Linked DNA regions of Mus musculus: region 2 is linked to region 1. A link is a loop called in an ENCODE intact Hi-C map of the cell type or tissue named here. Cell type or tissue: left cerebral cortex. All regions are shown on one strand.

The links. Hi-C counts contacts between places; a loop is a spot of excess contacts. Peaks named below come from ENCODE experiments on the same cell type or tissue, not always from the same donor. Only the 100,000 strongest peaks of a DNase experiment are listed, where the experiment ranks them.
Region 2: a loop joins it to region 1, with 14 times the contacts of the local background. A loop is called at or near these places in 3 of 42 quality-filtered maps.

Annotation. Positions count from the first base shown.
Region 1 is chr15:43,713,970-43,721,969 of GRCm38, forward strand. No RefSeq gene overlaps it. Among named protein-coding and RNA genes, the nearest start is that of Tmem74, 150 kb to the right of the region's middle. In left cerebral cortex, no CTCF peak of the experiment used is centred here; DNase peaks (open chromatin) are centred at 3,800 and 7,158; H3K27ac peaks cover 1,837 bases.
Region 2 is chr15:43,583,685-43,591,684 of GRCm38, forward strand. No RefSeq gene overlaps it. Among named protein-coding and RNA genes, the nearest start is that of Gm41316, 84 kb to the left of the region's middle. In left cerebral cortex, no CTCF peak of the experiment used is centred here; DNase peaks (open chromatin) are centred at 1,792, 2,241, 3,683, 4,540 and 1 more place; H3K27ac peaks cover 3,976 bases.

The sequences.
Region 1 (8,000 bases):
GACACCAATGGGAGCAGAGGCCCTTGGTCCTGGGAAGGTTCCATGCCCCAGTGTAGGGGTATGCCAGGGTTAGGAGGCAGGAGTTGTTAGGTGGATAGGGGAGTTCTCTGATAGAAGCAGGGAGAGGGAGATTGGGATGGGGGTTTTCAGAGAGGAAACTGGGAAAGGGGATACCATTTGAAATGTAAATAAATAAAATATCCATTACAAAAATACCATGCAGTGGTGGTCATGCCTTTAATCCCAGCACTTGGGAGGCAGAGGCAAGTGGATTTCTGAGTTCAAGGCCAGCCTTGTCTACAAAGTGAGTTCCAGGACAGACAGGGCTATACAGAAAAACCCTGTCTCGAAAAACAAAACAAACAAACAAACAAACAAACAAAAAGCCAAACAAAAGTGACATCATGAAATTTATAAGCAATAGAGTGAATGAGAAAAAAATCATGAGTGTGATATCCTATACCCAGAAAAGTAAATATGTTATGTATTCACTCATATGTAAATATTTGCTATTAAGTCAATTATAACCAAACTACAATCCACAGAACCATAGAGGTTAGGTATGGAATGAGAGACTAGAGGGAACACATAGTTCTCATTAGGAAAGGGAAATAGAGTAGGTGTATATGGATGGATCTCTGGGTCTAGAATGGGATGGGAAGTTGAGAATGGGGAGTGGAAGGACATATGGGGAGAGACAGCTAAAATTAATTGCCATTTGAGGGGTTGTAAAGGAAACCTAATACAGTAGAAACCCCCTAAAATACACATGTGAATGAAGTTAAATGAAATTACCAATTAAAGGGGGCAGGGGGAAACAGAGACGCAACTGGCCATCTCTTGTCAGCAAATGAAGCTTCCAGAACTGGTGTTGGGTTACACCTAATTGAGTTATTAGAGAATAACCCAATAAAAAGAAAATAACCCAATAGAAAGAGAGACCATGGGAATAATCAAACAATTCATTCTGTTGCCAAGACTTTAGGTTACTCTCACAAATTGACAGTAAAGCCGCATTGCTGAAAACAATACCTGCACAACTCACAGACTATGGAGTTGTCTATATGGTGCCTACATAGAGACTTCACCCCTATGTTCCAGCATCTTCATTACAGGAAGGTAGTGTGCATGCTATGAAAGGAAAAGCACAAAAACCAAGTCAGCCACTATCTGCAAGATATGTTAGGGCAATGGTGGCTAGCATTTTATAGAAGTAACCAACCAATAACTGAATTGACTTATGGCCCAATCCTTAAGATGCAACACATACACAGCACTGCTTAGGTGATCAAGAACCTGAAATTTGATACCTTAGAGACATAGGGTGAAAAGAGGTACTACTGTTCTAAAAGAAAAGAAACAGAAGAAAAGAGAACAGAAGAGAATAAAGAATAGTGATAAAATGATTGCTAGTAATATTCTTCTACTCTACTTAGAGATTAGTGCTTTGTTCAACCATCATCAGAGAAGCTTCCTCTTGAAGGAGATGGGAACAAATACAGAGGCCCACAACTAGGTATTACACAGAGTGAGATACCTTAGAACACTCATTTGTAAGTGGGATGTCACTGTCAAATAATCCCCTCAGATTGCAGGGAACCCTGACAAAGAGAAGGCTGAAAAAAACATAAGAACCATAAGGGATGGAGGATAACAAGGAAACAAAGCCCCCTAAGTTAACATGAGCAAAGCTCATATGAACTCATAGAACCTGAAGTAACATGCAAATGGGCTGCAGGGGTCTGTAGCAGATCCTCTGTATAAATGTAATAACTTCTGATTTAGTGCTTTTATGAAATTCATAAGAACATATTCAATTAGGATTCTGATTCTTGTCCACTCTTTTGTGCTCTTTTCCTTCTCTTTGTCTGTCTTTTCTGACTTCAATGTAATAGTTTTATCTTACGTGAAAATGTGAAAAGAAAAAAATCACTATTTATTAAAATTGATTTAAGATGAAGTTTGAAAAAAATCTTAAAAGCAAATGAATCCATCCAAATGTCATGGAAACTTCAAACACATATGACTCCAAGCCCAAATGATTTTATGAGGAATTCTGTTAATATTTAAGGTTAAAAGAGACTATTAGTATACAGACTTCTAGGAAATTCACACTAAATGCATTACAAGAGAATTTTAGACCAATACCCTTCATGAACACAGACAAATGAAAGAATAATCAATTGTATAAAAACACTAGCAAACTGTATCCAGAAGCAAATGATAAGGTTGATGCATCATTATCAAAAGAGATGTATCCCAGGTACTCCAGGCCAACTTAGCCTTCACAAGAAAATCAATGAGGCAGTCATGTTGGCCCAGACCTGTAATCCCAGCATTCTAAAGTCAGAAGCAGGAGGAACATTATCCTTGATTATCAAAGATTATCCTTGGCCATATATTAAGTTCTAGGTCCAGCTAGACTACATAGGACACTGTCTCAAACAAACACAAAGAAAACAAAGTCAATCTGTAAAATTTTGCATATTAAACAAACAAACAAACAAACAAATAAATAAATAACTAAACATCTCCAGTTATGCTGGATCAGAGTCCCAGAAAATGACCAGTGATCATGTTAAGAAAGAAGCCCACTAGACAAAAAAGTTTAGAATATCATGCCTATGCTCAGTGAGATGACGGGTTTGTTGCCAGGGAACAGCTGGATAGATCAGACTTAAAAGGTGCCCCATCAGTCTCACCAAAGCAGTAATTTTGATCCAGTAAACAACCTGGCATCTGATGAGGGTACCTAGCTGCATTAGCTGAATGTGGCTGTAATAGGCTGAAGTCATCAGAAACCCCTGATGGTCAGCACTCACTCCTGAAAGTTGTTTCTTCTATATTTGGCTGTCAATATCTCAGACTACCTTAAAAGACAAGCCACCTGCTCTATGAGCAGAAGCAAAATTTCACTACCAACTCAGAGTCCTGACATGCCTTGGTTTTCAGGGTAGCCTAAAACTAGGATTCTCCTAGGCCCCATATGCCCATTGATCTGTACCAGCACATTGCAGGTTCACACAGTCTCCTGTGCCAAAGGCAACCACACTACTTTTTATTTGTGGTTGCACTCAGAGTTTTCTCATGGTCAATGACCCCTAAGACCCAAAGAGAAGCAGGTGAATCTGAGGTTAATGAAATATGGAAATGCTTAAGAGGATTTTCACAACCCAAGAAACTCTTCGATGGGTTGGCTCTCATGAAATGTTGAGTCCTGTTTTCCATGGCATGGTAGAACTGATGTTGTCACTCTGTGGTCAGGAGCAGGGAAGCTGGCAGGGTGGAGAGAGATTAGTGGGCCACAAATATGTAACTGGTATTGCCCAGCAGCTGGGAGCTGACAGTCTACAGGGACCACAAGTCTACAGGAGAAGAGCAACAGCTCAACTGAATTAAAACCATTTATGACTTAAAGCATAAGATAGGAATGCATTTGATTATCTAAGAGTTTGATATATTACTTAATAAACAATTTTTACATTGATTACCTTCAAAATAAGGCATGAATTAAGATAATATGTTCAAGGAATTTAGCATATTGCTAGGATCAGAGTGATGAATCAGTTAAAACCCTGGTAGGTTTTATTATTCTTCTGTATGTGGCAGTAGGTCCAAACAACTTAACTTTAGAAGTAAGACTATGATGTTGGAATTCTTCCTTCTTTGCACTAGAGAATTTTGATGCTTCTTTGAGTTTCTGTACCTGACACAGTGGGTGGAAAATCTCCACTCATGAATTTGGAAAGGGCAGGCACATTGCTACAGCAGCTGCCATCCAATGGTGTGCGGTTAGTTTGTGTAATTGAAGCCAAGTAAAGTGAAGGCAGTGCTGGCAAATGAGCCCTTCTATGGTGCTAAATAAAGAACTGTGAGCCCATTTGGAGTGGGCAGGGAAAAAGAAAAAGTTCCTAACAGTAGGGAATGACTTCATCTAGGGACTGGAGGCTATGTCTAAACATTACCAAATACTGAAATAAAGTTATACAAAATGTCTTTAGTTGTCCAGATCTATTGCTTTGATGTCTATAAAATTAGGAAAATATAATATACTCTTGTTTTGAGACAGGGTCAACAACTTGTTGGCTTGTTCTGTGAAAAGTTATATCATGGATGAATACTGCATACTGGACCAGTAGAGTTGCTTTGTGGGGCTGTCAGGTTGAACCTAGGAACACTCTTCAGCCTCCTTGAAACTGTTCTGTGCAAAACTCACATAGAGATGGAGGTTCTTTGCTATTTGTAGATTGTATGGCCAGTCAACTTTGTTATAATAGTGTTTCCATTCTAAGGATTAAAATATACAAAGAGATGCATTTCAACTTCCTTACTTCTTCAGAATTTTCTGAAAAATGGTCAGTGCACAAAATTCTTCAGATGTTGAATGTCACCACATCCCATAAAATCCACAATTTCATGCCTTTTAGCCTCAGTAGTCAAGTGTTTCGAGGCTGTTGTTTTGGTTGGGACATATCATAGAGAATGAATAGGATTGAATTCAGTTCAGCACAAAACAGTGATTCCAAATTCTGGTTCACAGAGGACGGAACTGAAAAATTTCAAAAAGACACAAAGGAAAAAAAAATAATTTAGCTCAAAGAGTTGATGACAGACAGTTAGTTCCTGATGTAGCAGAAATGCAAATAGAAAATCATGATTGCAGTATTCTAAGGACATACATTCAAGTCCTTGGACAGTCATCATCTTTTGGGTTCAGTTTCCTCTTAAATTATATAATTAAAAAAAATAAAGTCAAGTATTTGTAAAGAGCTACTCATGATTCAGGTTGGATGCTTAAGGAATTTGTTATTTCATCCAGTTGATCTTGTAGCTGTTTGAAGGGTGGCTCTAGAAGTATACATCCTTAGCCCATAGAATGATAGAAAGAAAATGTTAACCCTAACCTTTTTGCCAGTGTTAATTATAAAGACACATTCTCATATTTATCTTTTATGACCAAATCTTTGAATGGACAATATAGCTGTGGACTATGCATTATGGAAAGCTGTGGTACGCCTGCCCTATAGAAGTGCTGTAACACCAAGCTTATGAGATCTACCTTATACTGTAAAAGGCATGGCAGAAGAAATAATGCTCTAACTAACACAAGACATTATGGTATGTTAAGAATCCACTAGTTCACCTAACAGCCCCATGAAATCATTTTATTATATTCACACATGGTTGGAAATTTATTTCAGGAATGATATTTATCTTATGTTCTTACCAGGTACAACAGGTAACTAAATGGAATACTCTGTGGCTACTAGAAATACACATTTCTGCCTTCACTATCACATGACCTAATAATATTGGGCTGTTGGATAATAGCCTACACTGGAAGCATCTTGACATTGTTAAATTAGAAGGCTTATTTTGAATACAAGCCCCATTCTTAGAAAGCTCTTCAAAATGCTAAGAGGTGAATAGAGTCATACTTAATGATAACTAGTAGTATTCCAGAGAGAATGTGGCCCAAGAGAAGTCAGCTGAAAAAGGTTACCAAGAAACCTGCAAAACTCTAAAGCACCTGAGTGATAGACTTCAAACAGGCTTCAAGCAAATTCTCCAGACCACATAATGCAAGGGCAGTTTGTGTAGGGCAATGATAAAACCTTGGAAATGTGGGAAAAATGCCAAGTCTAGACAAATCCATTTGTGATGAAAATACCCATGCCCACTGTTCTGGTCAGACTTTAAATTAATAGATGAGTACTGCTATCAGAATGTTTGAACATTATTTGGTTTATAAGTAATACTTTTACTTTGGTTTAAGTTTAGGTCTGTTCTTCATGTTGAGAATTTCAATCATGAGTACACTGTTTTGCCTAACTTCCCCTCCTCCTCCCTCATACTTCAATTCTAGTGCTCGGTCACTGTCTCTCAAATTCATGAGTTCTTTTCCTATAATTATTATTGTATAAGTGTGTGCATGCACTTGTGTGTGTGTGTGTGTGTGTGTGTGTGTATTCTAAAGACAATGTGTAGGTTAAAATATTTTTAAATTTTCCAACATTTTCACAAAATACTAAATTAAGTGTCCTCTTGGTTGGAATTTTTTGGAGGAATGTGTTTTTGCACAAATACCAGAATTCTCGTTGGGAATTCATTCCAGTTGTCACTGTGGTAGATAGTATAATAATACTTTCCGATGTTTTCGTTAGAGATGAATGCTCGAACTGCATGACTCAACTTGACTTTTCAGTTAAATCCTGACGCCTGTATGAGGAAACTTAAATATTCATTAATCCTTCAAGATTTATCGTTTGAACTAAGGTGTTGCCAGGAATGCTAGCTCTAACCATAGTTTTCTGAATGTCAAATGCATGAATTTCTTGAAGACTTGATATTATGTGTTGCTCAAGTGACAATGGTCAGTTCTACACATGGGGTGAACCCAAGGATTAATCCCTTCCTCCCAACTGTGAAAAGTCATGGCTCAGAAGCAGAGAAGAATTAATCATTCCCACCCCAAGAGAAAGAAAAAGTTCTTTTTGTTTTGTTTTGTTTTGTTTTGAGACAGGGTTTCTCTGTATAGCCCTGGCTGTCCTGGAACTCACTTTGTAGACCAGGCTGCCCTCGAACTCAGAAATCCACCTGCCTCTGCCTCCCAAGTGCTGGGATTAAAGGCGTGGACCACCATGCCCGGCAAGAAAAAGTTCTTAAGATAATTTGGAAGTTGGTGGAGATCCACATCAGTCCTCCTCTTCTTGGTTGAGGTAATTCTGACACACATGCTTTATACTAATGCCAGATTTTCCTGTGGTAATATACTGTGCTAAGTGTCACAATAGCACATCTTTAGTACTTCCTTCTTTTTTTAAAATGCAATTTTCTTCAGTGTTGCCTATACCTAGAAAATTACTTGAACTGTAATTCTTACCTCAGGTTCTTCTTGGAGGTCTAAAATTAAAAGAAAGGTAAAATTCAGATTTCCTTAGAAATTTCTAAAATGGGGCTGTCAACATGGCTTCTCAGGGCAAGAAAACATTCCTTATTTATTCATATTTTTCCTTATTTATTCAAAATAAACAGCCACCACAATGCAATGAGTATTTCTGAAAAATCTAACAGGAAATCCTCACAGCTACCATATATGGCAATTGAATTAACATTTTGAAATCCCAGTTAGTGGAACCCAGTGAGTCATCAGGTGTTAGACAAATGCTGAGTCTGTTTCTAGCCAGTATAACAAGCTCTGTAAAGTAACTCTGGCTACAGGCCTATTCTATTTTTTCAAAGCACATTGAAATAAAATTTTAAAAACTCTGTTAGACTCTCATCGAGCTAAGTGGCAAAAAAAAAAAAAAAAGAAAGAAAGAAAAAAGAAAAAGAAAAAGAAGAATGAAATTTAGAGAAGGTGACACAGCAATCTAGAGAATTTGACACATGAATTAAAATGCACTAGGATGGGACATGGACCTCAAATGAAGCTACCCATACTTGTTGAAAGAGTCCTACTGCAGAGAATGACATTTATTTGGAAATAGATGGAAATATTTAATGGAACTTGATGGAATATAATATTGATATACTTCAGTATGGTAAATTATGAAACTGGGATTATATTATTCATATTATTTCTCTAGTAAGGTGACAATTTAAAGAAAGAAAGAAAAAAATGAAAAAGCCTGAGAGAAGACTCAACTAGCCTTTAAGAAGGAGCTATAAGTTGTAAGACTTACATAAAATGTGGGACAAAATTGAATGTAAATTTGAAAGGTGATCTTTTGTTACTTCGGTGAAAGAATTTACATTAGCTTACAAATTCAGGTCACAGTACACCCACCGTTTTAGAGAAGCCAAGGCAGAAACTCAAGGAACTTGACACATAACAAGAACACAGCCAAGAGCAGAGAGAAAGAAAAGCATCCATGCTGCCAGTGTGCTTGTTCCCAACAAGTTTATGCAGGAACCACTGCCTAGGGAATTGTGTCACTCACAGAGGGCTGTCTTTCCACATCAATTAAAAATCAAGACAGTCTCCCACAAACAAGCCC
Region 2 (8,000 bases), 130 kb before region 1:
GTTCATGAGCTATGCTGACACCAAGGGCAATGCTGATGTGAATGGGCTGTACTGCCACATGAGGCCATGTTGATGCATTTTGCCTGTATTTTCACTGGATACAATGCTGGGGTCCATGACACAAGCTAATGCCTGAGACTATGTGGATGTCCATGGTCTGTGCTGACACCAAAAACCATGAGTAAGTTCATGATCTGTGCTCTTGCAGACTGTAAAAGGCAAGGAAGTACTTTTGTCATGGTATAGATGACAAAAGGCTCACAGTTTAGAAAGAGGGACATACAAGACTTCTGTGACAGCCTCTACTCTCCCCTCCCCACCAAGAGTAACAGCCTAGACATAAAGCCATAAAAGAGAACTCTTAAAATTGTATTAAGTATGTTAGCTCTTTACAATTGATGGCCAATTGATGGCTTAGGGCAGGGGTGCAGGAAGAACTCAGTTTTATTTAAGGGCCTGGTCACTGGGCTTTGACCATGCTTCAGTGAGTACATGAGCAACACAAATCAGACTTGTTTTTCCTTTTTCTCTTCCTCTTTCCCTTCCTCTTCCTCTTCCCCTTGCCCTTCCCCTGTCCCCCCCTCCTCTTCTCCATTTCCTCCTCTGCCACCACCTCCTCCTCTGCTACCTCCTCCTCTTTTCTCCTCCTGCTCTTCCTTCTTCTTCTGTGGGGACGTTGAGGTCACAAGATTCAGGGGCAGACCCAGAAAATCTGGGAAGTGTGTGTGTTCATGGTTCATGAGGTGAAATCACCACCCAAATAATCAATGAAAAATATGAAAAAATTACTATTTATGATAGTGGAATGACCTCATCCCTAGATGAAGACCTCTAGGCAATCAATGGTTGCTGATAGAAGGAGAATCAATTTTCTCGAGGGATGCATTTCCTGATAGGTTATTCAATCCCAAGTGGTCATTCCTAAACATATGTACATAAGAGCCATGCTAATGAAATATACATTCATTTACAGATATATGAATATATGTGTGTATAATTTGTATAATTTATATATTTATGATTTTATACACACATACATATATACATATATATTATATGGAGAGAGAGAGAGTTTGTGTGTCTGTGTTATTTAAGGAAGACAAGATTATGAATTTGAAATTGAGTGTAAAAGACATAGAAGGTGTTAGAAGGAGAAGAGGAGGCAGAAATGATGTAAATACAACACCTATAACATACTCAAAATAATAAAACATTTTAACATCGCTCATTCAAAATAATAAAATACTTTAATTATAAAAACTGGTCTTTTGGCTACTTTATTGGGTTTTTATATCTACCACCCTTCTTCACCCTTTCAACCTCTAAACACTATGTAGGTGAGAAAGAAGGTTAAGAGGGAAAGAGAGTATAGATCTCTTTAGACTACTTCTTGGTGATTAAGGACCCTATGTTCCTTGGGGCAAATCTAACCATCATCGAGATATCTTCAGTTTCTCCCTCTCTTGCTTTTGCTCATGACCAATTGACAAACCACCACAATAAGAACCAGCAGCAGCAGCTGGGGGAGCAGTAGCTGCCCCCCTCTAAGAGTTCAGATGGCAGAATTATGCCTTTGCCAGAGCACGAGACAAATCACAGTTAGCTTCTGTGGACAATCTGAAACAGCCTTATATTCCACACCAGATTAAAATGAAAGCCTAGCTCTATAACATAAATGGGGTTTTAAAGAAACACAGCCTCTCACTACACCAATAGTTCTTTGCTCCACAGTTCCACGGTACTGTGGCTAAGGCACTTGCCTTCTGAATAATTCGATTCATTTCAGGTTTGCCAGTCTTTGTCTATTTTTTTCCCTTCATGATAAATCCTTTTTCTTAACGGCTCTGTTCAGTTCTACTCCTTGGAAATTTTTCAATGTTGATTTTTCTCTTTATAGTATCCATGACATTTGCACATACCCTTTGAGGGCAAACTTGTAATATTTTTATTCCATCCTGTCTAGCTAAGCTTCCATAACATGGTTTAAGGCTCTGGAATTTGTGTGACTGCAAATATTGCTCTGCTGTCATTTTTCTGTTGAGACAAGGAACAAATACTGCTTTACTTCATTAACTCTGTAGCAGGGCAGGCTTAGTCTATGATTACTGAGTTTGCTGATGTTAACTAACATGGCATGAGTCATTCTCTGTTTTCTATAATTAACTAAGTCTACACCCACTTCTTCTGAGTTCTTTTATGGGAATCACAATTATTTTTTAGCTCACTGGAGTTTGGTATGACTTGGAAGCAGTCCGCTCTCATAGGGTTCTACGATTCAGTAAATGTCATAATCAGATGAGCACTGCTTCCTCAACATTGGGCAGGCATGAAAGAGGCATGAACGAAGCCAAGAAAACCACAGCAGTGAGGCAAGAAACATTACCCAAAGCAGATTTGTAGCACTGAAGACACTGTGTCCTGAGGTTTTATTCTTACGTAGGAAGCCAAATTTTCTTGGAAGAAACCCACTTATGGTTTTATAGCTCTGTACACTAAACAATTCTATACACACACTACCATTCTATAAACTCAATATACATTTCTATCAGGAATATAGCCTGCAAAATGTTTTTTTTTTTTGATCCAGAGTGGTTTCATCCAGAGATGTTGCTTCAGTGCTCATACCACAAATTATCTGTTTCCTGATAATTGTCATATCCTACAGACAAGTGCCTCTCCATCAGATGAGTGTAAACATAGGCAAAAGACACACAGTAATGCCCAATGACAGAACTTTTATATTTCATCTCTCTGGTTATCACAAAAGTCAATGTCTCAATTTTGTTGAATTTTATTCAGAAGTACTTTACCTACATCTTTAAAATAACCTCATGCATTTACTTTTAATAATAAAAATTTCTATGCTATTTTAAAGAAGAAATAAAATGGGATGTCAGTGAGATGGCTCAGTAGGTAAAAACCACAAACTGCCAATCCTGAAAATCCAAGTTCAATCCCAAATGGATAAGAAAGAACTGACTTCTACAAGTCGTCTTCAGACAGACAGACAGACAGACAGACAGACAGTCATGTAAATAAATAAATAAATAAATAAATAAATGCAATAATATTTTAGGTGATTTAAATAATGTATTTAAATTGAAGCAGAGCGCTCATGTAACCCAGGTTGGACTTTACCTTGCTATCCAGCCTGGGCTGAAAATTTTAATCTTTCATACCCAGTCTCTCACATTCCAATACTATAGGTCTGTACCACTATGCATAGATCCTAGGATATTGTTTTTACCAATATTATCCTACACACAAAGTACTCTGATGTCTGTTCAGGGGATAAGCAGTGTCTAAAAACAAACAGACAAACAACACCAGCACTGTTCTCCTCAACAAAACATTCTAAGATGAAACCTTGTTTTGTTTTGTTTTTTTTTCCTGCTAAGGATAAAAACACTCAGACTCTTTGGAGTTTGATGTGTTTTAGAGGTGTCTTAGTACACTGCTGGGAAATATCCAGGAGCAGCAATGCAGGTAAGGTAAAACCCCCCATGAAGTGATTATGTCATTTCCTTGTAACCATTAGAAACGTACATTGGAATGCTGAATAAGACATCCCTGGACAGCCTTTCCACCAATATTGAATTCTGATGTCCCACATTACCTGAAGCAACAAAAGGAGGAGAAGTGGCAAGAACTAATCTGCTAGCCAAGTATGTGGACTCAGGAAGGATTTGCAAGTGAGCAAAGACTCATTTTCTTTCCTAGATCAGGAACATCACCCAAGAGAATTGTAAAGTCTTCCTTTCTTTCTCTGTCTCTGCTTCTCAGTCTTGGTTTTTCTTTTGTCTTTTTTTCTCTCCTGATCTTGCTTTCTCACTCACACAGCTAACAACAAAAATACAGCTCAATCAATAATTATGTAAAAGATTTATAATATGTTTCCTTTAAATTGCATGCAACAGAAATCTTTCCACGTAACAATGAAGAAATAAGAGGCTATCAGTGTGAGCATGCTGTGATCAGTAGGTATTTCCTGGACCTAACCCACTTAAGATATGCTGCGGTTTGATGCTGTTTTGACACTAGATGGGAAGAAGAGCAGCCTCTGGAACAGTGGTTTGGTGAATGTGAGTGTTGAAGAAACCCCGTTAGCGTTAGTGTGGCAATAAAGAATGAAGATTTGTGTCCTGCATTGTAGACAGTAGCTCTACAAGTAGCTAAGACTTGAGAATAAGAACAGGAGTCTCACCAAAAGTCTCCAGAGCGAATCTTGTAGAAGAAGCCTAAATAGATTGAATGTGTGTTATGGTTTATATAAGAAATATCCTCCACAGGCTAATTTGTTTGAACACCTGCTCCCCATATGATAAAGATGTTTTGAGAGATTATGAACTCTTCCAAATGTGTGCAATACCTGGAGGACATAATATCCATCTTCAATTCTTTCCTGAGTGCTTGTGGCTCTCCTCTGCCACAGCAATGTGACCAGTGTCCTTTACAAGCAGCCTACACTCCTGCTGTTACGCCTGTCTCACATAATGTGTTTATATCTTCTGCATCTGTGAGCCAGGATATATCCTTACTTAAGTTAAACCTGCGGGGTTTAACACAGTAATCAGGAAAATGACTCACTGAGTGGGCATGAAGTGAAGCCTACTTCTCTATTCATACATCTCCATCTGCCAAACTGTCTCATCAACTGGAGTCCTTTTCACTCCAATTCTGCATTGCTGGGAATTCAACTTGCTCTTTCTATATGTAACAAAAAAATAGTAATGATGATACATGCCCTCACAATATGTTCAAGTATCATCTCTTTTATGTTGGCTTTGCTGTCTCTACTTTCCAGTGGATTTTACAAGTCAATTCCCTGTTAGCTGAGTTAATTCACACTTAAGTTTGAATAACTAATAACCTTCTTATTACTTCTTGTTAATGTCCAGAACATCTATACTTTAAGAAGAGTCCTAATATAAAAAAAATATATTTGGAACCATTTCAGACCATGAAAAAATAAAAAGAATTTAGGCAGTTTGGGGAAGATTTCCTGATGGATGAAGTCAGTAGATAACTGCTCTAGCTGTTATAAAACAAGGCAAGGTCTGTGTTGATGAACCAGCCACACTATGATAGCTTGGACTGAAAAGCCAGCCACAAAGCTTATGAAATTCCAGTTGGCAGTGAAAAAGGGCATTGTCTTTAAAAAGGAAATATCATGAAATGGGTCAGATGGAGACAGTTTTTAATGTATCTGGGCTAGCCATCTCTTTTTTAGTAGTGAGCAGAGAGTACGGACTGCCACCTGAGGAACATTTGCTCAATTTAATGTCAACCAAAAGTTGAGGGGTCACTGGTGGTGGAATAGAATCTATATGCCACTTTTCTCCAGCTGAGAAAGTGCATCTACTTTGCTCATTCTGTTCCATGGGACTTTGGGGTAGGAGTGGGGGGCAAGGAGGTAAGACAAGAAGGGTGGACGATGAAGGTGTGGAGTAGCTTCTGGCTATTGGATCCTGAGCACAGCATTTCTTTTCTGAATGCCATTTTTTCCTCTGTTCTGATGAAAAAATTGTGACAATGTGTATGTTCAATGTTGTTGATGGTGAAGATTCACTGAAATAATTCAGAACTTAGTAGAGAGCTAGGTTGGAAGGTTCTATTGAAATATATACCCTTTCTTTATCAGTCCCTTATCAGCTCTATTTAAGTCCAAAGAACACTTGGCACATAAAAGCAAGAGCACACACTGCAGGGTGACTTTCCATGACCTTGGTTTTTCCTTCTGAGTATGTGTGTTATCCCATCTTCTATGTCTTTTTAACCCAAACTATTTTCACCCACTTGTCTTAATTTTGTCCATTGCATCTATGTTTTCCAGAGGTTTAATCATATTCACACAGCTATTTTTCCTATGATGAGCCTAAGCTGACTGCAGGGAAATAAGTTAACTCACTGGGATAGATTCTCTTTGGGGAAGTATAGGGGATTAAGGAAAGTGTCTGTGGGATGAGACAACATTCTCCTTGGAAAAACCTCAGTTATTGCAAATTCCATTAAACAAGGCTACTGATGACCAAAATTTAAAAATCCCCATGATTCATAAAACTTGAATTATTGCCTACAACATTACACATATCATTTACCTATTTATAAAGCCAGTTAAAAGAACCTCAGAAGTTTTCCTCAAATACAAAAGACATCCATATGTTCAGGGTCAGCAAGAAGGCTCCAGCAGAAGAGGAGATGGGAGATGAGAGAATGCATGTTCAGAGAAAGTCACATCTTTCTCACCTTAAAGTTAAATTAGTTTAAATTTCCATCCAGCTTTTGTTTATGATTGCAGAAGATAGTTCCACTAGGCATGTTAGCATTATGTCATAGAACGCATAGTCTGTTTGAGAGCCAGACTAACTTTATCTACCTCTTCCCTTCTCCATTCCTCCTTATTTCCTTGCCTCTTCCTTTGTTTCCCCTCCCCTCCTTACTTTTATTGAAATTATTCTGTCCCATCCATTATTTTTGTAACTGTTCTTCATTCCTTCCATTTTTTTCTTCCTTTCTTTCTTCCTCTTTTATTCTTTTCTGTTTTTTTAGTTTTATACTTGTGGAATTGAGTGGGTTGCAATTCTCACTTTATACCATATGTAAACACACATAACTTCCCTTTTATATTAAAATATTTATGTGATTTGATTCTCTATATCGCTCATATTAAAATCCATTTCACTGCCATAAGTATCTATTTTTTTCTGCATTTATTCTGAGCTTTTAAAAATCACCCTGTACATATTTGTTGTCATAAGCAATAAGTGTTACTGCTTTTGTTGTATGTTTTTTAATATATAGATTCAGTGTTACTGTCTTCATTCCTTCAACATGGATTTTAGTCTCTTTGTATCAATATGTATGGAGTCAGTTCATCCTTCCTAATTTCTATATATTTTTTCTATTTCTTTCATTTATTAATTCCTACCTTCCTTCTAACCTGCACAAAGACTATCACCATGATGAAATCTTACCATTCTGGAACAGTGAGCCCAAATAAACTCCTTTTTCCCTAAATTGCTGGGCCATAGTGTTTTATCACAGAAATAGGAAAATAATATAATAAATAAAGGAAATAATTATGAGATTTTATCAATGGATAAGGTAAAATCATTTACTACATTCAGCACTCAGTAATAAAAATATTGGTAATAGAACTACATAGAAATCCATTAAAAACAAAATAGTAGGAACTATATCCTAAAAAAGCAAGAGAATTTAATTTTACTAGTTATTGTTAAAGAGAAAATATAATAAAAATACAATAAGTTTAAACAAATAAATATTTTGATATGCTGTGGTGGTTTGAAATAGAATGACCTCCTATAGGCTGCTGTTTGTGAATACTTGATCCTCAGTGGGTAGAACTACTTAGAAAGGATTAGCAGATGTCATCTCATTGAAGGACATGTTTCACAAGGGGTGGAATTTGAGGTTCCAAAAGTCCAAGTCATTCCCTGTCTCTCTCTTTCTCTGTGTTTGTATATCAGGGATAAGCTCTCAGCTACTGCTCCAGCACCATGCCTTTCTGCCTGCTGCATGCTTCTGACAAGATGATTGTGGACTCTAACTCTCTGCAACTTTGAGCCTCCAATTAAAGGCTTTCTTTTATAGGTCATCTTGGAGCTTGCTGACAGGACCCTGATAGAGCTGTCTCATGTGAGGCTATGCCAGTGCCTGGCAAATACAGAAGTGGATGCTAACAGTCATCCACTGGACAGAGCATAGGGTACCCAATGAAGGAGCTAGAGAAAGTACCCAAGGAGCTGAAGGGGTTTGCAGCCCCATAGGAGTAACATCACTATGAACTAACCAGTACTCCCAGAGCTCCTTGGGACTAAACCACCAATCAAAGAAAACACATGGTGGGACTGGTGGCTCTAGCTGAGGATGTATGTAGCAGAGGATGGCCTAGTGGGTCATCAATGGGAGGGAAGGCCCTAGGTCCTGTGAAGGTTCTATGCCCCAGTATAGGGGAATGCCAGGGCCAGGAAGCAGGA